2 separate regions of the Homo sapiens genome follow, and region 1 is linked to region 2. Evidence: read pairs that join two places in POLR2A ChIA-PET (ENCODE). Cell type or tissue: OCI-LY7. All regions are shown on one strand. Links, peaks and the distances in the headings refer to the core of each region. The heading gives the core; the rest is flanking DNA. Region 1 overlaps CAMK1D (calcium/calmodulin dependent protein kinase ID). Region 2 has its middle 13 kb from the start of CAMK1D.

Region 1 (16,732 bases), core at 4,085-12,084, 100 kb after region 2:
TGGCCTGCCAAAGTGCTGGGATTACAGGTATGAGCCACTGTGCCCAGCCGCTCTTTATTTTTAAATTAATTAATTATTATACTTTAAGTTCTGGGATACATGTGCAGAATGTGCAGGTTTGTTACATAGGTATTCACATGCCATGGTGGTTTGCTGCACCCATCAATCAACCCGTCATCTGCATTAGGTATATCTCCTAATGCTATCCCTCCCCTATCCCGCCATCCCCTGACAGGCCCAGGTGTGTGATGTTCCCCTCCCTGTGTCCATGTGTTCTCATTTGAACTTACCCTTTCTTACAGGAAAGAGTTGGGTTGTGTCCATCCTGCCTAGAATCCCTGCTGGCTTTTCTGAGCCCTCTTACCTGGGCTTTTTGTGAATTAGGTGGGGAGCTTTTAGGCCCTTGAATATAGATAGCTTGTTAAAGACTGTCTATTCTTTCTCACCAAAATTTCTTTTCTTTCTCCACGTTCGACATTCTATCTCATGGTATTCCTCAAGGTGCCCGTTTCTCTCTCTCTCTGCTAATACCACCTTGGTCTGAGACACCACCTTCTCTTTTCTGGGTGGATCTGATAGCTTTCCCGTGGGGTTCTGCCTTTCATCCCGTTCCTCTTCAACTTCGCCTCCCCACTGAGCCAGGGCAGCCCCGGGAAGAGGCCAGCGGGATCTGGGCACTGTCCCATGTCAGGCTTCTGCTGGCTCCCACTGCCCTTAGAACACAACCCAGCTTCCTTACTGTTAGGAGCCGAAAGCTTGTGTCCCCACGAAATTTCTCTGTTGAAATTCTCACTCCCAATGCGACGGTGTTAGGAAGTGGGGCCTTTGGGAGGTGATTAGGTCATAAAGGGGGAGCCCTCCTGAATGAGATTAATGTCCTTATCAAAGAGACCCCATAGAGCTGCCTCGCCACTGTGTCAGGATACAGCAAGAAGGTGGCTGTCCATACCCAGAAGAGGGCGCTCACCAGAACCCAACCCTGCTAGCACCGTGATCTTGGACCTCCAGCCTCCAACCGTGGGAAGTCAATGTGTGGTTTATGAGCCACCAGGTTTATGGTACTTTGCTGTAGCAGCCCGAATGCAGGATGACACTCACTTTGGCCAGGAATGGGGGTATGGTGTGGCCTCTGCCCACCCACTGCCATCTCCCACATTGTGCCTCCCTCATCGCCCACCCCTGCCACTCTGGCTTGCCTTGAGTTCCCCAGCCCCCAAGCCCTCTCTGGTCTCAGGGCCTCACACACGTGCTTTCCTCTTTGCTGACCCCTTCTCCCCCACTCTTCTTTCTCATTCTCCAGCCTGCAGTGTGAATGCCACCTCCTCCAGGCAGTCTCCCCTGACCACCAAATGTCCCATGCTCTCTTCCCCTTCCCCATTCTCTCTCTCTTTTTTTCTTCCTGAGACAGAGTCTCGCTTTGTCACCCAGGCTGGAGTGCAGTGGTGTGATCTCGGCTCATTGCAACCTCTGCCTCCAAGGCTCAAGCAATTCTCCTGCCTCAGCCTCCTGAGTAGCTGGGATTATAGGTGCGCGCTATCGTGCCTGGCTAATTTTTGTATTTTTAGTAGAGATGGGGTTTTACCATATTGGCCAGGCTGGTCTCGAACTCCTGACCTCAGGTGATCCACTCACCTCAGCCTCCCAAAGTGCTGGGATTACAGGCGTGAGCCACCATGCCTGGCCCCCATTCTCTCTTATAACATCCTGTGACCCTGCACGACCTCTTCAGTCATCCACCTCACTGTGCCCAGCCCTTAGCACATGGGCTGACAAACATTGGCACTAAGTTCAGGTTCGAGGTGGGTGTGACTGAGACCACCGGGTGCCTGTGGGAGATGGGCCCAGGGAAGTTGCTGTGTGCAGCTGCACTCCACGCAAGGTTTCACCTCTGGTGAATCCCTCCACCGAGGATGCGTGAATGTTTGCATTAATGTACTTGGTTAGCATCCTTTGGACACATGGGCTGGGTAACTGCAGTTCTTAGAACAACACTGCCCCAGCACTGCCCCTCCCCACCCCGGGGAGTCACTCTCACTTTGTCTCCCACATTCTCTCCTGCTTGCTTGCTTCTCTCACTGTTTTCCAGCCTTCTGATTTCCTCTGCTTCATGTTCTTTGTCATACATAATGACAAAAACACTTACATCCCCCACTGCCTTGCTGTTCTCTCTTGGATGGAAGTCAGTAGCTGGTATAATCCTAGAAAACCCCTGTTCCAATCCTGCTCGTTTGGGATTTGTGAGCATTTGGATGGGACCAAGCCCCTGTTGACCTTTGCATGCTCCGTGAAAAGACGGATTGCTCAGCAAAGCGCTGTGGTCAATAATTCCCAAATGAACACGATCCGCTCTCCCGGAGAGCACAGCCCCACAAGGCACTGACCAGCCCTGCTGGTAGGTGGGCTTGCACGGAACAGGTCTGTGGGTCCTTTGGCCTCCTGTAGCTGTGAGTTTTTATATCTGATGAACTTGAAGGGGATCAGTGTGCTTCAGAACATCTAGAGCTTTCACTAAATCAGATTAGTTTTTATCCCAAGTCATTTGAATTAATTACACGACTTTTTCCTTGTCCTGTCTGTGGGTCACACACCAGAGTCTGAGAACGAGGCAGTACATTGCTGATTTTGCAAACACACTGAGACCAGACAGCTGCCCAGGCTGTGAACGACCACACGCTTCCTTAGGGCAGAGCTGGAGATAGAATCCACGTGCCGAGTATTGGATATGTCTCCATTGCAGCTCTCTGGGGCTTTTCAGGCTTGGAGCTTTGGTGCATACATGTGATGATGATGATGATGATGATGATGATTTTTTAAGATGGGGTCTTGCTGTGTGGCCCCGGCTGGAGTGCAGTGGTGCAATCTCAGCTCACTGCAACCTCTGCCTCCTGTGTTTAACCGATTCTCCTGCTTCACCCTCTTAAGTAGCTGGATTACAGGTGTGCACCACCACGCCAGGCTAATTTTTGTATTTTTAGTAGAGACGGGATTTCGCCATGCTGGCCAGGCTGGTTTCAAACTCCTGACCTCAAGTGATCCGCCCGCTTTGGCCTCCCAAAGTGCTGGGGTTATAGGCGTGAACCATATGCCCAGCTGATACATGTGATTATTTTTAAATGCTATTGTTTTTATTTTTTATAATAAATTAGGAGATGAGCCTCATTTTCTTATTTTTTAAAAAATTATGCTTTCTCCACCTTGTTCTTACTGCCTTATTCTTGTAGTAGAGAAAGGAAGAAAAATTAAAACAATAAACCAAAATGTGAAAGGCAGTTTTGTCGGGAAGTTATCAAACACACATCTCACCTCCACTGCTGCCCCTTGGAAGCCTGGGGCTGTTTTTTGCAGCTGCACTGTAATCCCTGGTTATTGAGGGCACAGGTGGAAACGGAGATCAGCTCATGGCTTAGAAAGGAGCCGGGTGCACAGGTGGGTCTGGGTGAGCTGGAGGCTGTGATCACTCAGTGTCTGAGGAGAGAGACTGGGTGGGTCGGGGAGAGAGGCCGATTCTCAGACTCCAAGAGAGTCAGTTATGTGCACTCCCGAGAGGTAGATGCAATCCCCTCACTTTCCCGAGGAATAACTCATTCAAAAGATGCACTAATCCTCAGGGGAATCCAGGGAGATCCTTCAGAGCGCCTGCCTATCGTGGAGCACCTGAGGAACCCAGGGTGGGAGGAGCGTGCTCTGTTACTCCAGGGCCAGAGCTGGGGGCGTCCGTTCCCTGCTTTAATAAAGCCTCTGATCTCACCCGCATGACCCGGTCTGACTTTTCTCCTCTTCTTTTCTACTTCCCTGAAGGGATTACTGGGAAAACTAGAAGTGACAGCTATTATCCAGCTTTTCTATATTACATTTTAAGATTTACAACCTTCTCACATCCGCAGAGGATTTGAGGATGTTCTTGGCAACCTCTGATGATTCCTGACTCTTCTCCTGGCGTCACAGTTCCTCCAGCTGTGTTTCCCTTTTGGCCATGCGGCAGGGTCTGGAGAGACCTGTCATCCCTGGGGAGAGGCAATCAAGAAGGCCGACCATGTCTCCTTGAGCAGAGGTCACTGTGGCCAGTCTTTGGCTCAGGTATTCTACCTTTGGAAGAGGGGTTTTGGATACATCAGAGGAGCAGTGATTTCCAGATTCCAAGGGCTGTCTGGAGACACTGGGCCGCGTTTCTCTGAGAGCCTGGGAGCTCTAATTTGCCTTTGGAGATGGTGATAGGGAGAGTGGGAATCATATGACCCACAGAGGTGGATTGAAACTTGCCCGTGGTGGTGGGGAGACAGCCCCAAAGAGTTTTTCCTCAGCCCCATGAGGCTGTGATTCTCAAGTTTTCTCCTATCACCCTTACCTTCGTTTGCAGGAAACTTAGTCCAAGGTTTATTTGTCTGTTGTCTTTGTGTGTGTGTTTCTGGCAGATCCAGCTGGGGCCTGGTTTGAAGACTTTTGCTTTCCCACCAAAGTGGGAATGAATAAACAAATGAATGAGTGAGTACACGAATAAATGAATGAATTAATAAATAAATCAATGAATGAGCGAATGGATGAGTTAATGTGTGAATGAATGGGCAAGTGAACAAATGAATGAGTGAATGGATGAGTTAATGTGTGAATGAATGGGCAAATGAACAAATGAATGAGTTGAATAAATGAATGAATGAGTGAATAGATGAGTTAATGTGTGAATGAATGGGCAAATGAACAAATGAGTGAGTTGAATAAATGAATGGGTGAGTTGAATAATGAATGAATGAGTGAACGAATGAATGGTGTCAGGGTGCCAGCGCTTGCCTTGCTTGCACCCTGAAGATTCCCCATTGTCCACCCTTACCGTGTCCTTGTCACTGGTGTTCTGCCCTCATTGGGCTGGTCTGTGCTGGACACTCTCGAAGGCCAGATTCCACCCACCTGCTCCCAAGATGGTGCCGTCTCGGCAATGGGAGCTGCTGCACAGCACAGGATGACCCTTTGGGAGAGTCATGTACAAGGTCCCCGGGATTAGAGTAAATGCCAGTGCTATGCAGGGATTTCACTGTCCCTGAGCCAGCTCACACGGATCATGGAAAAGAACCACAGACTGTGCCCAGATGTGTTCCGGGCATGGGAGCAGGTGGGGCGTGAATTACATAAGATCCAGGGAAAGACCCATAAAGCACACACCAGGTGCTCGGTCAGGTTTCCTCTCACAGCCTCAGAATTGCTCTCTTTATGCTGTTCTCCTTTTAGAGATTAGAGGAGCTTGGAGATCCCCCATCTCCCTGCTGAAAACCTTTCCCAGTCCAGCTGCTTTTTTGCCTACCACGTTTGTGGAGCTTTGCTGATCATTCTCATCCTACCAGCTGCCCTCCCTCCTGCAGACCCCAGGACTTAATTACCAATGCCTGATATCTTTCCCTCTGCTCTCATTTCCTGCTCCAGGTACAGCGTAATTTTTTTCTCAGGTGGAAGGGTTTGATTTTTTTTTTTAATATTTGTTTATTCAAAACAAACAGTCTAGGCTTCCTTAGAGTCTTCTCCCTTAATTTTGCTTGGTTATTTAGTCAACAAAAGAAGCATAAAACTGGGTCGAGGAAAGCGGAATCTGGTGGTCAGAATGCATCGAGTTTTGGAGTGGTTTCTCAGGATTTGCCTCATGTAAGGGGTCTGGAGCCTGTGATTGGCATCTCCCCAGTCAATGCCTTGCGTCCAGAAAGCTGGCATGCGGTTTATATTTGCTGAATGGAAAACCATAGAAAAGAAAAAACAAACTCGTGGATTCAGAGCATTTTTGCAGTAACATTGAGGAACCTGCCAGATAGCCACGTGCTTGGGCCCCTGCCCCTGGGCATCACTCAGCTCTGCATCTTCTAGGGGCTGCAGTTTGCCAAACCCTCACTTTGTAAAGGGTTATGTTAAGAGTCCTAACATACACAGACTTCCTGTCGTTGGGTGGGGATTTCAGGTCCCCCAGTGCATCCTTCTGTCTGGATTTAGTTGCATCTACAAGTCCCTCCTCTGAAGTGGTACTGGCCCTTGTGAATTTTATTATGATTATTGTGGGGAAAGGGTCTTGCTCTATTACCCAGGCTGGAATGCGGTGGTGTGATCATACCTCACTGCAGCCTTGAACTCCTGGGCTCAAGTGATCCTCCTGCCTCAGTCTCCTGAGTTGCTGGGACTGCAGGAGCAATCCCTCATACCTGGCTAAGAGCTCTCTTCCTTTTCTATTGCTTTCTTACCTTGAGTAACTAGTCCTAAGATTTTTCTCTTCCAAATTAAAAAAATAAGTCTGTTGTTATATTTCTAATTGTGACTGGGTACAGGATGATAGCATAGAGTGTTTGGGGTTTGGAGTCAGACACACCCCTGACTTGTGACCCCAGGTAAGCCATTTGGCCTTTCCAAATCTCCTCTGTAAACGAGTGCCCTTCAGCGCTTGAGATTTCCTGATTCTGTGTACAAGGGGTCTGGCGCTGAGCCTTGATCATGGATGCCCATGAGATGCCCACTACCCTAGTGACCAGGAACGGGGCTGGATCTAGGCAGAATTGTGAGATTGGCTTGGCTCCAGGCTCATAGAGCCCAGCCGTTGTTTGTGCAAGCTGTGAGCTCTCTCATTACTGGCCTAGAATTAGCTGGTGGCTTTAGGGATAATGACATCCAGCAAGTGACTGCTTAAAGATTCCAAGGATTTAAGGACCTAAATTAGCAAATCTCTTTCCCTAATTGCAAAGTGAAAAACGTCCTTGTGCTGTTTTCAAATCTGTTAAATAATACTCTGAACGGTGTGTAAATACACATTTGATGTTCACCGGGTAATGCTTCCCAATGCTGAGTGGTAGCCCGGTCACCTTGATCGCCTTCAGTCTGTGCTGGGTGTTCTGAGACTTGAAGGATGTGGGAATCATCCGTCTAGAAAAGGCTGGCCCTTGGGCATGACCCTGACCTCCCTGCAGGAGAGTTATCTTTGAGAAAGCAGCCCAGGAGGAATCAGGAGGGGAGGGAAGGCTGGGCGCAGTGGCTCACACTGGTAATCCCAGCACTTTGGGAGGCTGAGGCGGGTGGATCACCTGAGGTCAGGAGTTCGAGACCATCCTGGCCAACATGGTGAAACACTGTCCCTACTAAAAATACAAAAATTAGCTAGGTGTGGTGGTGGTGTGGGTGCCTGTAATCCCAGCTACTCCGGAGGCTGAGGCAGGAGAATGGCTTGAACTTGGGAGGCAGAGGTTACAGTGAGCTGAGATTGTGCCACTGCACTCCGGCATGGGCGAGGAGTGAAACTCTGTCTCAAAAAAAAAAAAAAAAAAAAAAAAAGAAAAGGTGATGGGGAGCAGGAGGCCAATTGCAGTCCCTGAACAAGAAGCCCCACTGACACTGATGGATCCGCCCTAGGTTTCCATATTCCAAGCCTAACTCCAGGTTCTCTGCTGCTTCCGTGGTTTTCTTACCTCACCTGCTCAGCACCTCATTTCCATCAATTGCACTTCCCTGCTTGTTTTGGAAGGGCCTCCTGTAGATGCTCACCTTTGTGCAACAGGCTGGAGTTCCTGTTACCTCAAGGTAATACCGGCGGGCATCCTGTGACCTGCTCGTCCCCTCCACTCCCAAGCAGCCTGTCTGTTGGCAGCTCTGAGTCAGAAGGTGAGACGTGCTCTGTGCCCAGCAGGTTGGAGGATGGCTTAGTGGTCATCTCCAGGCTTTTCCACTGCTTTCCACTCTCCTACCCTTTAATACCTGGCAGGATTCCAACAAGACCTCTTTTGTTTGCATTTTAACAGATGAGGGATGTAGGTCGCCTGTGGCTGGAGGTATTTTCAGAGGTGACAGGGAATGCAGTTTTAGAACTCAGCGGTGAGCTCTTTGAATGCTGGTCCAAACCCTTCTCATTGTCTTGTATTCGTGCTGCCTCCTGGGCACCATAAGTCAGTGCTAAATGCATGAGTGGGTCCTTCCTTGCATGTTCCTTTACAGAGTAGGTTAAGAAGGGATCAGATGCTAGAGCTTGCTGAGGCTCCACCCTTGTCTGTAGATGAGCAGAATGGGGTGGTGGGGACAGTCGGGAATGAGTCTTAGGCTGTCCAGCTCTGAGCTGTGATTGCATGCAGGTGAACAGCCTGAGAGGACTGTACCTTTGTGCCACACAGCTCGGGAAGGAAGGCTTGCTTCTAGGGGTGGGAGACTGAGTGCCAATGGCTTTCCGGGCCCCGGCTTCATCTGTGACTCAAGCCTGTCCTTGGCCTGAAAGCCACTCTGGTTCCTTGGTCTTCCTCTTCCACGTACAGGCTTCACATGTGTGCCCAGGGGTGGGTTCTAGTTCCCTGGGCCAGCCTGGGCATCCTGTCGATAGAGTCTAGAGTCTGCTGTGGACCTAAGGGTTTGTGGAGTGCCTCCTCTTCACATTCACTGGAAGCCACATGCCCCCTCTCAGGGACATCCCTCAGCCTCGCTGGATGAAGGCTTGTCCAAGGAGAATGAAGAGCAGTGACCGTCGAAGGAAATCTAGGAAGCTGGTCGGAGGCATTATTCTGGATTTTATTGAGGCTTGCTGACTTTGTTTTTTGAAAGAAAGGACAACTTTTGACTTCTGTGGGGTTTATGTTCACTGGTGGCGAGGAGGTGATGGTAAAGTCTTTGGGGGCAGAGGTTCCCCTACCTGGTGGGAAGCCTGACATTCTAATCTCATAAGCTCGGATGCTGTAGTTAGCCCATCTCAGCCCTCATGGAGGAAGCTGTCTCGGCAGCAAAGCCCCATGGGGGCATCTGTGTGGGCATGCTGGCATGAGGACTTGATACAGGATCCCTGAGACCAACGGGTGATCTCAGTGTGACAGGATCTATGGTATTTTTAGAGCTTAGGTGATCAGTCACAATACACGTATTAAGTGCCCATGCGTTGGTCCCCAAGACCACCCCCAGGTTTGATGATTCGCTCCACGGACTCACAGTTCTCAGCCTATGGTCATAGTCATGGCTAAGATTTATCACAGCGAAAGGACTTCGAGCAAAATCAGCACAGGGGAGAGGCACCAGGGGCAGGGCGCAGATCAGGTGGGCACAAATTTCCCAGTGTCCTCTTCCTGGGGGGTGGGCACACAGGGCAAGCTTAGTTCAATCAGCAAGGAGTGGTGGTGACGTGTGAAATGGCATCTACTAGGGAAGCTTGCTAGACTCAGCAGCCAGATTTTTTTTTCTTAAACAGACCGACTATCTATCTATCTGTCTATCTATCATCTATCTGTCCATCTGTCTGTCTGTCTGTCTGTCTGTCTATGTAATCTATCTAGAGTCTCGCTTTGTCACCCAGGCTGGAGTGCAGTGGCACGATCTCGGCTTACTGCAACCTCCGCCTCCTGGGTTCAAGAGATTTTCCTACCTCAGTTTCCCAAGTAGCTGGGATTACCGGCGTCTGCTACCACGCCTGGCTAATTTTTTGTATTTTCTTAGTGGAGACGGGGTTTCACCATGTTGACCAGGCTGGTCTCAAACTCTCATCCTTAGGTGATCCACCCGCCTTGACCTCCCAAAGTGCTGGGATTACAGGCGTGAGCTACCGCGCCCAGCCCAGACTTTAGTTTTTAAAGCATTTTTAGGTTCATAGCAAAACCAAATGGAAGATACGGAGATTTCCTATATACTCGCTGCCCTACACACATGCACAGGCTCTCCTACTATCAACATCCCCCAGCAGAGCGGGGCATTTTGTTACAGCTGATGAACCCACAATGACACGTCACCATCACCCTGAGTCCATAGTTTACATTAGGGCTCACTCTTGGTGTTGCATATTCTATGGATTTGGACAAATAGCTAATGACATGGATCCACCATGATCGTATCATACAGAGTAGTTTCACTGTCCTAAAAATTCTCCCTCTTCTGCATATTTTCCCCTCCCTGTCTCCAACCCCTGGCAATCACTGACTATTTTCCTGCCTCTGTATTTTGCCTTTTCTAGAGTGTCATGTACTTGGAATCCTGCAGTATATATTCACATCAGCTTCTTGTTAGGGTTCTTACTGAGAGCTGGTCACATAGGCACCTGCTGCCTAGCACAGACCCAAATTCCAGAATCTCAGAAGGAAAGCAGATGTTCAGCAAAAACCACTTTGCTTGCATAAACTGTTTAGGTGCAGTGAATTGCTCTTTAGTTAGGATGGTGGGAACCCTCCTGGAATCCAGGTTCTCAGGTGCCAGCCAAGGGCCAACCTTGTGAGGGGCCTTTTGAAGCACGTGCTCTTTTCTGCACACCTCATGATGGACCATGCTTGGCAAAGTGCAATTCAGGTGTCTGAAGTCGTGGGTCCTTCGCCTTGAGCTTGGGACCTTTTCCTTTTGTTTTTGGCTGCTGCATGGCTGACTTCCTTGGAGAAGGACCACATGTTAAGCTGCCCTTGGTGTCTTTTTTCCATCTCTGAGACTTTGCTTCCCCTGTCGTGATGGAATTATACATGTGGCTATTGTCCCTGCTGAATTGGGAAGATGAAAAAGGTATAATCCCCCATGACATTCATTCAGTTTCTTTCTTAAGAAGATTCTAAGAAAACCCTGTTTTTGAAGCACTGGGTGTTCCATCAGTTGAAATTCCTGGACATATCTTTCTTTAAAAAAATTTTTTTGAGGTCACATTCTTGTCTTTACTGGGGCCATTTTTACATGTTGTTTCACTGGTTTGGGAATGAAAGATTTTAATGAAGTTTGCAACGACTGCTGACCTCTTACCCAGGAGTGGTGGCTGCACATTTTTGCTGTTGCACTAGGAATGACTTGAGACTTAGAATTCTCACCATGACTTTTGAAGGTTGAGGCATTGCAGTAGAGATGCAATAAATTATTTCTCCTTAGAGGAAACCTTTGCTTTTCTTCCCTGCCTTGCTCCATTCTACCACAGAGTTAATGGTCTTGATTTTAGTGAAATAACAATAACAGCAAACCTGCCTTTGGACGTTAAATACAAACTGCATCCTTGGACAGCACCGTGTTACTTTAATTTTTTAAGAAAGACTTAATATTTCTAATTGATTTTTTTGCTTTCTATGGAATTTTCCCCAAACCTCAGCTTTCTGGTGCAGGCTCTTTCCTGTCTCTTCCTCTCCTGTTTATTAAAATAGAGTCATTTGCCCGTCACGTGTGGGAGACTGTCGCCAGGGTAGGACAGACATCAGGCACTATCGTCTGTGTCTACCAGGGCCTATTATCCCAAGTTCCATTGCGCAGGCTGTCTGAGGACTTTGCCTTGTGTACCACAGACTAACATTATTTTTCTTTTTCATAACTCATATTCGAAGTCATTCTTGACAGGTGCTTTCTGTGGCTGAAAAGGCTGCATACGTCTCAGAGCCCTGAGCAGTTGTTTGTTATGGTTTAATATTTATCGAAAACTCCCATCTGTGGGGGCATTTATTGACTGGAGGCCAGACAGGGAGAGCCACGTGTTTTTCAAAATTACTCTGTGCTCGTGTATATGTCCCTTTATTTTTTTCAGGGAGCATTATTGCTGTTAAATGGGCATGACTGAAAGGATATGCATGTTATTGTTTGCCTGCGTTTTAGGGCTTGGCTGTGATAACAGCTGTGGGATTTGCTCTCACCAGTCCTCCTCCCTGCTGTAGGTAGTGTTGTCAATGTGCACATCGGTGAAGGGTCCCGGTTGTAGAGCCACACTGCTGAGTGCTTTGCAGTTGAATTCACTGTCCCGGGAATCCTGAGAGAGGGATCGAGGACTTACTTGTTTGTTCTGCTGTCTTTGATATAAGACGAATCTGAGGAGATTTTGTTTTTCTAAATAAAATGGGAAAGACCTTAGTGGCCTAGAGTTTTCATATTAGTCCGTTTTCACGCTGCTGATGAAGACATACCCGAGACTGGGTAATTTATAGAGAAAAAGAGGTTTAATGGACTCACAGTTCCATGTGGCTGGGGAGGCCTCACAATCATGGTGGAAGGCAAAAGGCACATCTTACATGGCGGCAGGCAAGAGAGAGAATGAGAACCAGGTGAAAACAGAAACCCCTTATCAAACCATCAGATCTCGTGAGAGACCTACTCACTACCACGAGAACAGTATGGGGGAAACCACCCCGTGATTCAGTGAACTCCCACTGGGTCCCTCCCATAACATGTGGGAATTATGGGAACTGTAATTCAAGGTGAGATTTGGGTGGGGACACAGCCAAACCATATCACTTGTCTTACTTTCTAGCAGCAGATTGTCTAAGTCAGAGAAAGGCAGATGTGGGTTTGGCCTGGGATTCATTTCCTTGAAACTCTTCATAAAAGTCTTACTTGCATTATGTTGTAATTATGAAACAGTAGGTCTTTTTCCTGCCATTCCAACTATACGTTAGTCTTTTTGGATTTTTTTTTTTTTTTTGAGACGGAGTCTCCTTCTGTCACCCAGGCTGGAATGCAGTGGCATGATCTTGGCTCACTACAGCCTCCGCCTTCCGGAGGCAGGAGGCAATTCTTCTGCCTCAGCCTCCTGAGTAGCTGGGACTACAGGTGGACGCCACCACACCTGGCTAATTTTTGTACTTTTAGTAGAGATGGGGTTTCGCCATGTTGGCCAGGCTGGTCTTGAACTCCTGACCTCAGGTGATCCGCCCACCTCGGCCTCCCAAAGTGCTGGGATTACAGGTGTGAGCCACCATGCCCAGCCAGATACCTGTTTTTTTGTTTAATTTGGTGTGACGGAAGTTGAACTCAGTGGCACACTTTAAATGAATGCAGTTTATTGTGGATAAATTATACCTCAATAAAGTATATGAGATACGGTGTATGCCAGGTGCAGTGCTCAGGCCTTGGGCAACACACAGGTGATAAAACATGGTTCCTGTCCTGTAGGCTTCATAATCAAAAATGATCTGTATATATGATGGGATGCAGGAAATGCTACCTGAAAATACAGCATCTTGGCATACTGAATATTTCAGGCTGAAGGAAATGGAGGAAACTGCAGAAGCAGGGAGGTCACTCTCTAACCTTCTCTAACCCTTTTCCCCTAAAGTGGGCCAAAAAGAATTCTCTGGCTTGCCTGAAAGTCGGTCATAAGACCCTCATTCCAGTGGGGTTGTGCCCTATTCCCAGAGGCCAGGAAGAATTTGAAAAAGCAGCCCTTGCTAAGTTTCTCCTTGTTTATTACCATTAAATGATACCCTTTCGTCCTCCAATCATACGTCAGCATGACTGTCCATAAAAATAGACAGTTTTTCCTGGGTTGTTTGGACTTCATTTCTGAAGGCTCTCATGTCACATATGACTTACATTAATTTTTGTTTTCTTTCGGAGACAGAGTCTCACAATCTGTCACCGGGGCTGGAGTGCAGTGGTGCGACCTCGGCTCACTGCAGCCTCCATCTGCTGGGCTGAAGTGATCCTTCTGCCTCAGCCTCGCAGGTAGCTGGGACTACAGGCATATGCGACAGGCCTGGCTAGTTTTTGTATTTTTTTTAGAGATGGGTTTTCACCATCTTGCCCAGGCTGGTCTTGAACTCCTGGGTTCAAGTGATCCACCCACTTTGGCCTTTCAAAGTACTGGGATTATAGGTATGAGCCACTGTGCTTGGCCTTTAAATAAATTTTTAATGTGTTCCTTTTGTTAAAAAAAAAAAAAAGTCCTCACACCTGTAATCCCAGCACTTTGGGAGGCTGAGGCGGGTGGATCACTGGAGGCCAGGAGTTCGAGACCAGCCTGGCCAACACGGTGAAACCCTGCCTCTACTTAAAAAAAAAATTTTCTGGGTGTGGTGACACATGCCTGTAATCCCAGCTACTCGGGAGGCCAAGGAACAAGAATCGCTTCAACCCAGGAGTGAAGCCGAGATTGTGCCACTGCACTCCAGCCTGGGCAACAGAATGAGACTCTGTCTCAAAAGAAAAAGTAAAAAGTCAAACTCTTCCCCGCACCCACAAGGCTAAACTTACCTTTTCTTTTTATATTCTATTCCATACTCAAAGATGACAACTAAAATCCCCAGATAAACTGAGAAGCGCTTGATTATAGTCAGTTTCAGTCAAATCTCTAGGACACAGAATGGATTGGAAGTTGTATAAAATAAATTTTCTTGCACAATAATGTGGGGAAAAAAGGAAATGTGTATTTTTCAAGTTATAAAAGACAATCTCTTTGATGGTATAAAATGCAGCAGTAATAATTCTTCAAGTCTTATTAAAGAATTCAAATGGACCAAAACTCAGTAAAATGTTAACTCTAGGCTCAAGGACCTATGAAGGTAGTCTTTCTTAATAACTTGTTTTTCTTAAAACTTTGAGGCCGGGCGCGGTGGCTCATGCCTGTAATCCCAGCACTTTGGGAGGTCAAGGCAGGCGGATCACGAGTTCAGGAGATGGAGACCATCCTGGCTAACATGGTGAAACCTCGTCTCTACTAAAAATACAAAAAATTAGCCAGATGTGGTGGCAGGTGCCTGTAGTCCCACCTACTCAGGAGGCTGAGGCAGGAGAATGGCGTGAACCCGGGAGGCAGAGCTTGCTCTGAGCTGAGATTGCGCCACTGCACTCCAGCCTGGGTGACAGAGAGAGGCTGTGTCTCAAAAACAAGCAAACAAAAAAACTTTGATTTCTCTTAGACGTTATATGGAAATGGAATTTTATTCTGTGAATGTTTTATTTCAGATAGACTTGCAAAGCCCTTCTATACATAGACACTGTTTTTAGTTTTTTTGTCACCCCAAACCTCAAAAATGCATCTCAGCTTGAAAGACTTTCTAGACTTTTCCTGAGTCCAAAGTCATCCTGCTGATATCATGGTTTAGGTTCTGAAAGGTTTTATATCGAGTGTTTTTTTCTTCTTTCCTAAGAAGGAAAGGATCAGAAAGGAACTTGTAACCATTGTTGAGCATTTTAGGAAAAGTGAAAACCGACTTCATCCGTTTCATTTGTAAGGAGAAGCATGTTAGATGTGAGTATATTTGGAAACGTCCAAAATTTAACCATGACAAGAGACAGCAGTGTGATGGCAAATTTCAGGCCAAAGTCTGGAATTTCTTTGCTTTCTTCCCATTTTATCTTGTCTTCTCATTTCTTTTACTTTTCTACTTCTCTTCTCTCACTATTTCTTTGCTTTCTAACGTTTCCCATCAATTTTGAGCCATTTTCTTTATTCCATCTACATATGAACTCACAGCAGTAGCAAAAATACTGAGCTCTCAGAAATATATTTATCCATGTATCTAAGGACTCTGGAAAACAGATTCAAAGATGTGAAGCCTCAGTAGTGAAACTGACTCGAGGAGGAAAGACGTTTATGTGCGGCAGATCTTCTCGGGGTTTGCCTATTTGTAAAATGTATTCAGTATTCATGGAACAGATATGATGGGTGCTCACTCTACACCAGGTACCATGGTCAAACAGAGAGGGCTAACCTATGTTGCCTCCATTCTGAGAATCTCTGCGGTGACACAGGAGGGGACAGAAACAAGGATAGAAGCTTGTAGTTGCAATATAGTGTCGTGATGACCTTCACGAAGGCACGAACCATGTGTTGTGCTCGTATAGTCGTGTTACAGGAAAGGGGTCCTGATCCAGACCCCAAGAGAGGGTTCTTGGATCTCACACAAGAAAGAATTCAGGGTGAGTTTATAGAGTAAAGTGAAAGCAAGTTTCTTCGGAAGGTAAAGGAATAAAAGAATGGCTATTCCATAGAGCAGCCCTGAGGACTGCTGGTTTCCTATTTTATTTTATTTTTTTTTTTATTTTTGAGACGGAGTCTCGTTCTTTTGCCCAGGCTGGAGTAAAGTGGAGTGATCTTGGCTCACTACAGCCTCCGCTCCCCGGGTTCAAGCGATTCTCCTGCCTCAGCCTCCTGAGTAGCTGGGATTATAGGCACCTACCACCATGCCCGGCTAATTTTTGTATTTTCAGTAGAGACGGAGTTTCACCATGTTGGCCAGGATGGTCTCGAACTTTTGACCTCAAGTGATCCAGCCACTTTGGCCTCCCAGAGTTCTGGGATTATAGGCATGAGCCACTGTGCCCAGCCTGGTTTCCCATTTTTATGGTTCTTTCTGGATGATATGCTAAACAAGGGACAGATTATTCATGCCCCCCCTTTTTAGACCATATAGGGTAACTTCCTGTCGTTACCATGGCATTTGTAATCTGTCATGGCGCTGGCGGGAGTGTAGCAGTGAGGACAACCAGAGGTCACTGTCATCGCCATCTTGGTTTTGGTGGGTTTTGGCCAGCCGGCTTCTTTACTGCAACCTGGTTTATCAGCAAGGTCTTTATGACCTGTGTTTTGTGCCAATCTCCTATCTTATTCTGTGACTTGGAATGCCTTAACCATCTGGGAATGCAGCCCAGTAGGTCTCAGCCTTATTTTACCCAGCTCCTATTCAAGATGGAGTTGCTCTGGTTCAAACGCCTCTGACAGTCAGGCATAAGAACCATGATGGAAACCTGCGTTTCCTTGGCCTCTGAGGCTTTGAGGAGGTGTATATGCTGATGTCGATGAAAAGAGTCAAACTCTGTAAAATATTTAAGGAGGTTTCTTCTGAGCCAAATATCAATGACCAAGGCCTATGATACAGCCCCAGGACGTCCTGTGAACATGTGCCCAAGGTGGTTGGGGTGCAGCTTGGTTTTATACATTTTAGAGGGACAGAAGTTAGAGGCAGACATCAGTCAATATCGTATTTAAGGTGTACATTGGTTTGGTCTAGAAAGCCAGAACAATTTGAAGCAGGGATTTCCAAAATCTCTGAATGCAAGTGCATTCAAAGAAAGGGATTTTGGAATA
Region 2 (8,189 bases), core at 1-8,000:
CAGGAGTTCAGGACCAGCCTGGCCAAGGTGGTGAAACCCTGTCTCTACTAAAAATGCAGAAATTAGCTGGGCATGGTGGCATGCATCTGTAATCCCAGCTACTCAGGAGGCTGAGGCAGGAGAATCGCTTGAACCCAGGAGGCAGAGGTTGCGGTGAGCTAAGATCGTGCCACTGCACTCCAGCCTGGGCGACAAGAGCAAAACTCTGTCTCAAAAAAAAAAAAAAGAAAAATTATGTGTTAAATTATTGTAAGTAGACGACTGTCTGTACTACTATTATTTCCATTTTCCAGATATGGAAACTGAGACTGAGAGGAGTTACGCAACCTGCCGCCCTTGAAGCCACAAAATTAGAGCATGGTGGAGGCAAACCAGTGGTGCCTAATTTACCACTTGCTTATTACCACTGAAAGAAGAAATGACTTTCCAGGTGTTTTGGGTGCTAATTCAATTCTTTAAGTGCTTATTTAGGACCTGGCAATGTTTGTCCCCCAGGGTAAGGGGTAGGGTATCTTTAAAGGTGACAATTGGTATCCTTATATACAGGGGAGACTTTATCTCAGCTTTTATATCCATACAATAGAGTTTTATGTCTGGGCATGGTGGCTCATGTCTGTAATCCCAGCACTTTGGGAGGCCGAGGTGGGTGGATCACCTGAGTTCAAGAGTTCGAGACTAGCCTACCCAACATGGCAAAACCCCGTCTGTACTAAAAAAATACAAAAATTAGCTGGGCGGAGTCTGCAGTGAGCCAAGATCGCGTCATTGCACTCCAGCCTGAGGGACAGAGTGAGACTTTATCTCAAAAAAAAAAAAAAAAAAAAAAAAAAAAAACTGAGATAAAATCTCCCCTGTGTGTAAGGATACCAATTGAAATTAGCAACCAAAGCCAAAATTGGTGTATTTTGTTTTTCTGAGTGTACAAAACTTGGGATTAGAGGTTGGAAAATAAAAGATGTGAAACTACCCTTGGCTAGCATCCATCTGCCCCTTCTCTCAACCCTGCGTCATTTGTCACTTGCAGGGAAGGTGGAGAGAAGGACGAGATGGCAGATGGAGGAAGAGAGGACTCAGAAACCCTCGTTTCTTCTGGTTTGCTTCTGACTTGAACTGAAGCTCATGCCTCCTTGAACCTGGGAACAGTTTGATTTCTGGAAGGAGCTGCGTGCAGAAGCTCCTTTAAAACTTTGGGATCAAATTAAAACTTTGGGTTTTAGGTAGGCACAGCCACAAAAAAGTTGAAGCTGGCATGTCTTGTGCAAGGCTACCTATCAAGACAGAAATAGAAGTGGATCTCTGGCCTGGCCGTCTGGGACTGCGATGTCTCATTGTGGGGCCTGCCTGTAACTGAAGGTTCCGCATGAGTCACGGACTTCCCTGGTGCAGGGCAGCAACCCAGGGGCTTGGTAACTGGGTTGAGGGAAAGAGAGAAGTTTTTGTTTATGATCTCATTCCAATCAGAATGTGTCCAGACGCCCAAATATTTGATTTGAGCCTGGTTGCTAAGAGACCTCCCACTGGGACCCAGCTGCCTGCGGGCAGGAAGGCGGTATTGGCATCATTTCAGATTTCTGCCAATTTATTTTGAAACCAGAAAACCTAGAACCTCGGCCTCCTCAAGGCAACCAGGGGGAGAGGAGAGATCTGAGTCAGCCAAACTAGAGAGAGAAAACCCCCGCTAACCTTCTGCCAGGGAGCTGTAGGAAGGTTCGGGATAGAATAGAATGATGACATTGTGCTTGTTTACTTCCTGGGAAATAGGCCGGTAGGGTAATGAAGAAGAAGTTGGAGTTCTGTGCTTAGAAATGCAAGTGTCATCTTGAAGAAACCTCAGGGATTCCAGAACAATGCTGGATTTCCGGGTAATAATTGGGCGTTGTGAAGGCTGCCCTGATTGGATCCACACACCCAGCATCTTGGGTTTTAATTGCCCGGTGACTTAAATGCCTTAGGGAAATGGCATGAGTAACATTGTCATAGGTGAGCGTGTGCGGGGTCGGTGCACATGGGACAGGTGGGGAAACCTGCTTCTGGCTTCTCTCCTTTCTCAGCAGAAGGCAGATAGCTGAAGGGAAAAGGCTTCACATCTGTACTGGTATCAAGGAACACTGGGCTTTCCCATGCTAGTAGCAGCAGAACAGAACCTCTGGATGTGATCTCTGTCCTCAGTGCCACTCTCAGGACCAAGTAGTGATAAATACAGACCTAGACATTTTTCCAAGGTTTTTTTTGTTGTTACCTAGGCTGGAGTGCAGTGGTGTGACCTCGGCTCACTGCAACCTCCAACTCCCGGATTCAAGTGATTCTCGTGCCTCAGCCTCCTGTGCAGCTGGGACTGCAGGCAAGTACCACCGCACCTGGCTAGTTTTTGTATTTTTAGTAGAGACGGGGTTTCACCACGTTGGCCAGGCTGGTCTCGAACTCCTGACCTCAGGGCAGGAGAAATTGGATGTCCCAGCTCAAACAATCAGCCAGGAAGGGGAAAAAGGAGCAAATTCCTCTTTCCTCCAACTGTTTGCTCTATTCAGGCCCTCAGTGGATTGGTCGATGCCCTCCCACAATGGGGAGGGTTTTCTACTTCATCGTTACCCCGTGGTGCCATCAAGTTGACACATAAAATGAAGCATTGCAGTCCTCCTCTCAGTGACATTCTCTGGAGCAGGACAGCACAGCGGGTTTTGCTTTCAGATGGAAACTTATTGCAGGCTCCACTCTTTTCTGATGAGCCTTGTGATCTTGGGCAAGTTCTGATGCCTCAATTTCCCCATCTGTCAAAAGCTATCTTGCTATAGATTGTTATACCATACAGACATATGCACTCATATGTTCATCGCAGCACTATTCACAATAGCAAAGACATGGAATCAACCAGATGCCCATCGATGGTGGATTGGATAAAGAAAATCTGGAACATACACACCATGGAATACTACGCAGCCATAAAAAGAACAAAATCATGTCCTTTGCAGCAACATGAATGGAGCTGGAGGTGATTATCCTAAGTTAATAACACAGGAACAGAAAACCAAATGCTGGCCAGGCACAGGGGCTCACGCCTGTAATCCCAGCATTTTGGGAGGCCAAGGTGAGTGGATCACTTGAGGTCAGCAGTTCAAGACCACCCTGGCCAACATAGCAAAACCCCATCTCTACTAAAAATATAAAAATTAGCCAGGTATGGTGGTGCACACCTGTAATCCCAGCTACTCAGGAGGCTGAGGCAGGAGAATCGCTTGAACCTGGGAAGCAGAGGTTACAGTGAGCTGAGATGCCATCACTGCACTCTAGCATGGGCCACAGAGCGAGATGCCATCTCAAAATAAAAAGAAAACCAAATACTGTATGTTCTCACTCATAAGTGGGAGCTAAACATTGAGTACAGATGGATAAAAAGGGAACAACAGAGAGCAGGGCCCACTGGAGGGTGGAGGGTAGGCAGAGGGTGAAGATTAAAAAACTACCTATCATGCCAGCGTGGTGGTTCACACCTATAATCCCAGCACTTTGGGAGGCCAAGGTGGGCGGATCATTTAAGGCCAGGAGTTCGAGACCAGCCTGGCCAACATGGTAAAACTCTATCTCTACTAAAAAAAAAATACAAAAATTAGGTTTGTTGCGGTGGCTCATGCTTGTAATCCCAGCACCTTGGGATGCTGAGGTGGGCAGATCACGAAGTCAGGAGTTCAAGACCAGTCTGACCAATATGATAAAACCCTGTCTGTACTAAAAATACAAAAATTAGCCCAGTGTGGTGGCGGGCACCTGTAATCCCAGCTACTCAGGAGGCTGAGGCAGGAGAATCGCTTGAACCCGGGAGGCGGAGGTTGCAGTGAGGTGAGATTGCACCACTGCACTCCAGCCTGGGTGACAGGGCGAGACTCCATCTAAAAAAAAAAAAAAAAAGTTAGCTGGGTGTGGTGGTGCATGCCTGTAATCCCAGCTACTTGGGAGGCCGAGGCAGGAGAATCGCTTGAACCTGGGAGGTGGAGGTTGCCGTGAGCTGAGATTGTGCCACCGCACTCCAGCCTGGGTGCCAGAATGAGACTCTGTCTCAAACAACAACAACAATAATTTTAAAAACTACCTATCAGTTGTTATGCTGATTACCTGGGTGACAAAATGATCTGTACACCAAACCCCTACAACATGCAACTTAGCCATGTGACAAACCTATGCATGTACCACCTGAGCCTAAATTAAAAGTTGGAAAGAAAAAAACCCAAGCTATACTGAAAGAAGTATTTGTTGGGTTTGAAAAGGATGGGTAGTAGTTTGGTGTTTGGAAAAAAAAAAAAAATCAATGGAGAACAGGAGGGAGCTTTAAATTAAATATGGAAATAGGAGACAGAGGGGCAGGGCCTGGATCCAGCACCATGTGGGCCACACAGGAACCAGCTTGTAAATCCTTTGACTTTGATTTTTTTTTTTTTTTTTTTGAGAGGGAGTCTTGCTCTGTTGCCCAGGCTGGAGTGCAGTGGCGTGACCTTGGCTCACTGCGGCCAACTTCTGCCTCCTGTTGTTCAAGCAATTCTCCTGTCTCAGCCTCCCAAGTAGCTGGGATTACAGGCACATGTCACCACGCCTGGCTAATTTTTTTGTATTTTTAGTAGAGATGGGGTTTCACCCTATTGTTTAGACTGGTCTCGAACTCCTGACCTCAGGTGATCCACCAGCCTTGGCCTCCCAAAGTGCTGGGATTACAGGCATGAGCCACCATGTCTGGCCTGGATTGACTTTGAAGGGCTCAAATCAAGTTTGCTTGACTGGAAAAGGATGAGAAAGGAGATGCATGCACAATTCCATGAACAGTGAAGTCTGGAGGCCTAGAATGAATAGTTTGAATGTAATATGGAAGGTAATGGAGAGTCACCAATGCAGTGCTCAGCTGGGTCTCATGGTTCCAGAAGGCATGAAATCAGCAGCCTCTATCATTTCCATCTTGCAGACCAGCGAAAGATACCCTCAGCAAGTGAAATATACTTAAATCCAGGGAGAATGCCCTTCAATAAATAAGCTTTTGTTGGTGAAGTCTGTGTGCTGAGAACATCTGCAAGACATATTTAAATTTGTTCCCCAGTCTTTGGTTAAATAGACTATGTCATCCGAGGTACCAATGACTGCTTCCACCAAGAAAGCTATGATGTCAGTGGTGTGGCATGGTGATGTCATCACAGGATCCCTTAGACTCCAGACCAGACCAAAAGAGAGAGTTTGTTGTCGTGAATGCAGATATCCTTGCTAATGAGGAACATTGGCAGGGAGGAGAAGGCCACTCTAAATAAGATGAATTGCGGCAGACGGAGGGCCAAATTCTGCATGGAGATCTTGAATATTCCGCAGGCTGTTCAGCCAAAATCTGCCTCTTAGTTTTTCAGTAATGATAGATGACAAAGCCTGGGGTAAAAATAAATCCACTTGCGTGTTAGTTGTTTCTGGCTGGTTCAGCAGGAAACAGCATCGTTAACCTTCAGGGGACTGGGGGATGCTTGAGATCTGGAAGCTGGGGCCTCTTTAGGGGGAATGGTTGGGGAAGGCTGAGGGGCTACAGAGTCACCCTGGGCTAAGTTCCTCCTCACTGTTCTCTTTTCTTAGTTACTGTGTAAATTTAATTAGGAGAAAGGCTTTTGTCCAGGCTGGTAATTGAAACATCTTTCTTAAATGTGTCAGTTTAAGGCCAGCAATTGCATTAGGTTGGGTACCTACATCTCATTCCGAGTGCAGTTGTCATCCAAGCACCCCACAGAAAGGTTTATGTCCATCTGCGGCATAAATTCCACAGAAACCTCAATTGGTGAGCAGGGGAAAAGCAGCTGGACCTGGAATGCTGAGAGGCACTTAGCTTTTGCCCTGTAACATTTTGGATGGGTACTTTCCCTTTACCCTTCCTCCTTTTTCAGAAACACTTGGAGAAGTAAAAGACCCACAGTGGCCCAGTAGTGGCAATATCTTTTAAAAAAATTAAAGAGCTACAAGTAATTCGCCTTTATAAAATATTGGTCTTTACTTATAGGTCTATAATTTATTTTTTATTATTATTTTTTGAGACAGGGTCTCATTCTGTCACCCAGGCTGAAGTGCAGTGGCGCAATCTCGGCTCACTGCAACCTCCATCTCCCGGGTTCAAGCAATTCTCCTGCCTCAACCTCCTGAGTAGCTGGGACTACAGGTGCCCGCCACCACACCCGGCTAATTTGGTATTTTTAGTAGAGACGGGGTTTTGCCATGTTGGCCAGGCTGGTCTCGAACTCCTGACCTCAGGTGATCCACCCACCTCAGCCTCTCAAAGTGCTGTGATTACAGGTGTGAGCCATTGCACCCGGCTGGGTCAATAGTTTAAATAAGAAAAGTGCTATGTGTTTCTGGTGCTAAAGTCCAAAAGTTTGGGTTTAGAAGAGTTAATGTCTACAGTTCCAAGGCATTCATAGGGAATAACATACTGGCAGCATCTTGCTAATTAATAGATTTTCTTCAGCTGGAAAACCCCTGCCAGAAACAAGAATCTTATGATAGTCCAAGATTATTTACATCTAATATAAAATGTGCCCATCTAGTGGAAGTGTTGTGGGTGGATGTGTTTTTACTAGGATATTTTTTCCTTTGAAACCATTCATTTTGTAATCCAGGCAAAGAACAAAGAGCCAGATGTGACAGCTAGTAAAAAAAAAAAAAAAATGCATACTATTAATACCTTATGTTTATCTGCTGTCTTTCTTCTAAGAAGTCCAAAGTGCTTTGCAGATGCTATCTCATCCCTCTCTGTATGTTATCACCATCTGAAGAAGGGCTGGAAAATGCCTGAAGTCAGGGAGTATGTTAGATGTCAGATGAGACTTGGTTCTTTTATTCTGCACAATGCCTTCCTCTAGTTTGTACTCTATATACAGTGCACCATAGCATCGTGGGACATAGCAAGATGCCTTTCACCTAAGTCATGCTCAAAAAAAAAATAAAAGGCCGGGCGCGGTGGCTCACGCCTGTAATCCCAGCACTTTGGGAGGCCGAGGCGGGTGGATCATGAGGTCAGGAGATCGAGACCATCCTGGCTAACAAGGTGAAACCCCGTCTCTACTAAAAATACAAAAAAAATTAGCCGGGCGCGGTGGCGGGCGCCTGTAGTCCCAGCTACTCGGGAGGCTGAGGCAGGAGAATGGCGTGAACCCGGGAAGCAGAGCTTGCAGTGAGCCGAGATTGCGCCACTGCAGTCCGCAGTCCGGCCTGGGCGACAGAGTGAGACTCCGTCTCAAAAAAAAAAAAAAAAAAAAAAAAAGCAAGAAAACAGAAAACCCCTCTTTTGCACCCACTTAGTTGTTTTGCCATAGCCCTAAGGCAAAAGCCTGAACAAGCCAACAGCTCTCACCAGACTGAACGAGGAAGCCAAATACTTGTTGGTCTGTTTTCTGCGTGAGGCTGTCTGCAAAGTCCTTCTGCATGGTGTACCTGCCCACTCAACAGTAATACGATTCCAGGGGCACGGCTCTACCGAACTGGAGTCAAGATTTGGGAACTGACCCTGACTATCCCTGAGACTAATGCCAGGAGAAATGCCCCCATAGTAGATTGCATTTCAGAATCTTGGCTGATTACACCATCTCTGGCAAATCCTTTGGACTTGAAGATTTCTTAATGACTAAGAATTGAAATCCATTACTAACATCCAAAGTAGGAAGGGAAGCAACTCTGCAATTTCCTCCTGAGCTATTGAGCTGAATTCCTTCACAGGTGTGCAGAGTTCTACTGTGGCTAAGGCTGTGCCCTGTGGGGGCACAAACAGAAGAAAAAGCACAGGCAAAGACATAAAAATCAAAGACAGGTCTATCCTTCGCCATAGTCTAGGTTTGGTTCCAATCACCAAATCTTAGATTTGGGATTAGAAAAGCAATCCACTACAAGCCAATAGGTTTCCTATGGGTGACAGAGCCATTGCTGAAATGGAGGGCAGGGTATTGCTATGTTTTCAACCCTGATTATCACACTCACTGAAGCACTTAACAAAAATTTTGGTCCAAAGGAAGGACCCCCGAGGCCTTTCACCAACAGACCCTTCCCGTTTTCTCCAGCCCCATTGGCTGCTGCCCCTCCATGCTCAATGAACTGTAACCCTGGTACACAAACCACCACTTCCTGAACACAGAGCTTTAGGTGACATATTTGTGGGAGTCATTAGTGCTGGGGTTTGCCAAAGATTTCTG

What was found. ChIA-PET counts read pairs that join two places held together with the same protein. Peaks named below come from ENCODE experiments on the same cell type or tissue, not always from the same donor. Only the 100,000 strongest peaks of a DNase experiment are listed, where the experiment ranks them.
Region 1: POLR2A ChIA-PET joins it to region 2 with 13 read pairs; 8 of 35 experiments call an interaction of 5 or more read pairs at or near these places.

The regions. Positions count from the first base shown.
Region 1 is chr10:12,427,957-12,444,688 of GRCh38, forward strand. The region is part of intron 1 of CAMK1D (calcium/calmodulin dependent protein kinase ID); the gene reads left to right. Among named protein-coding and RNA genes, the nearest start is that of CAMK1D, 87 kb to the left of the region's middle. In OCI-LY7, for the core only: no CTCF peak of the experiment used is centred there; no DNase peak of the experiment used is centred there.
Region 2 is chr10:12,332,418-12,340,606 of GRCh38, forward strand. No RefSeq gene overlaps it. Among named protein-coding and RNA genes, the nearest start is that of CAMK1D, 13 kb to the right of the region's middle. In OCI-LY7, for the core only: no CTCF peak of the experiment used is centred there; a DNase peak (open chromatin) is centred at 7,734; H3K4me3 peaks cover 628 bases; H3K27ac peaks cover 2,013 bases.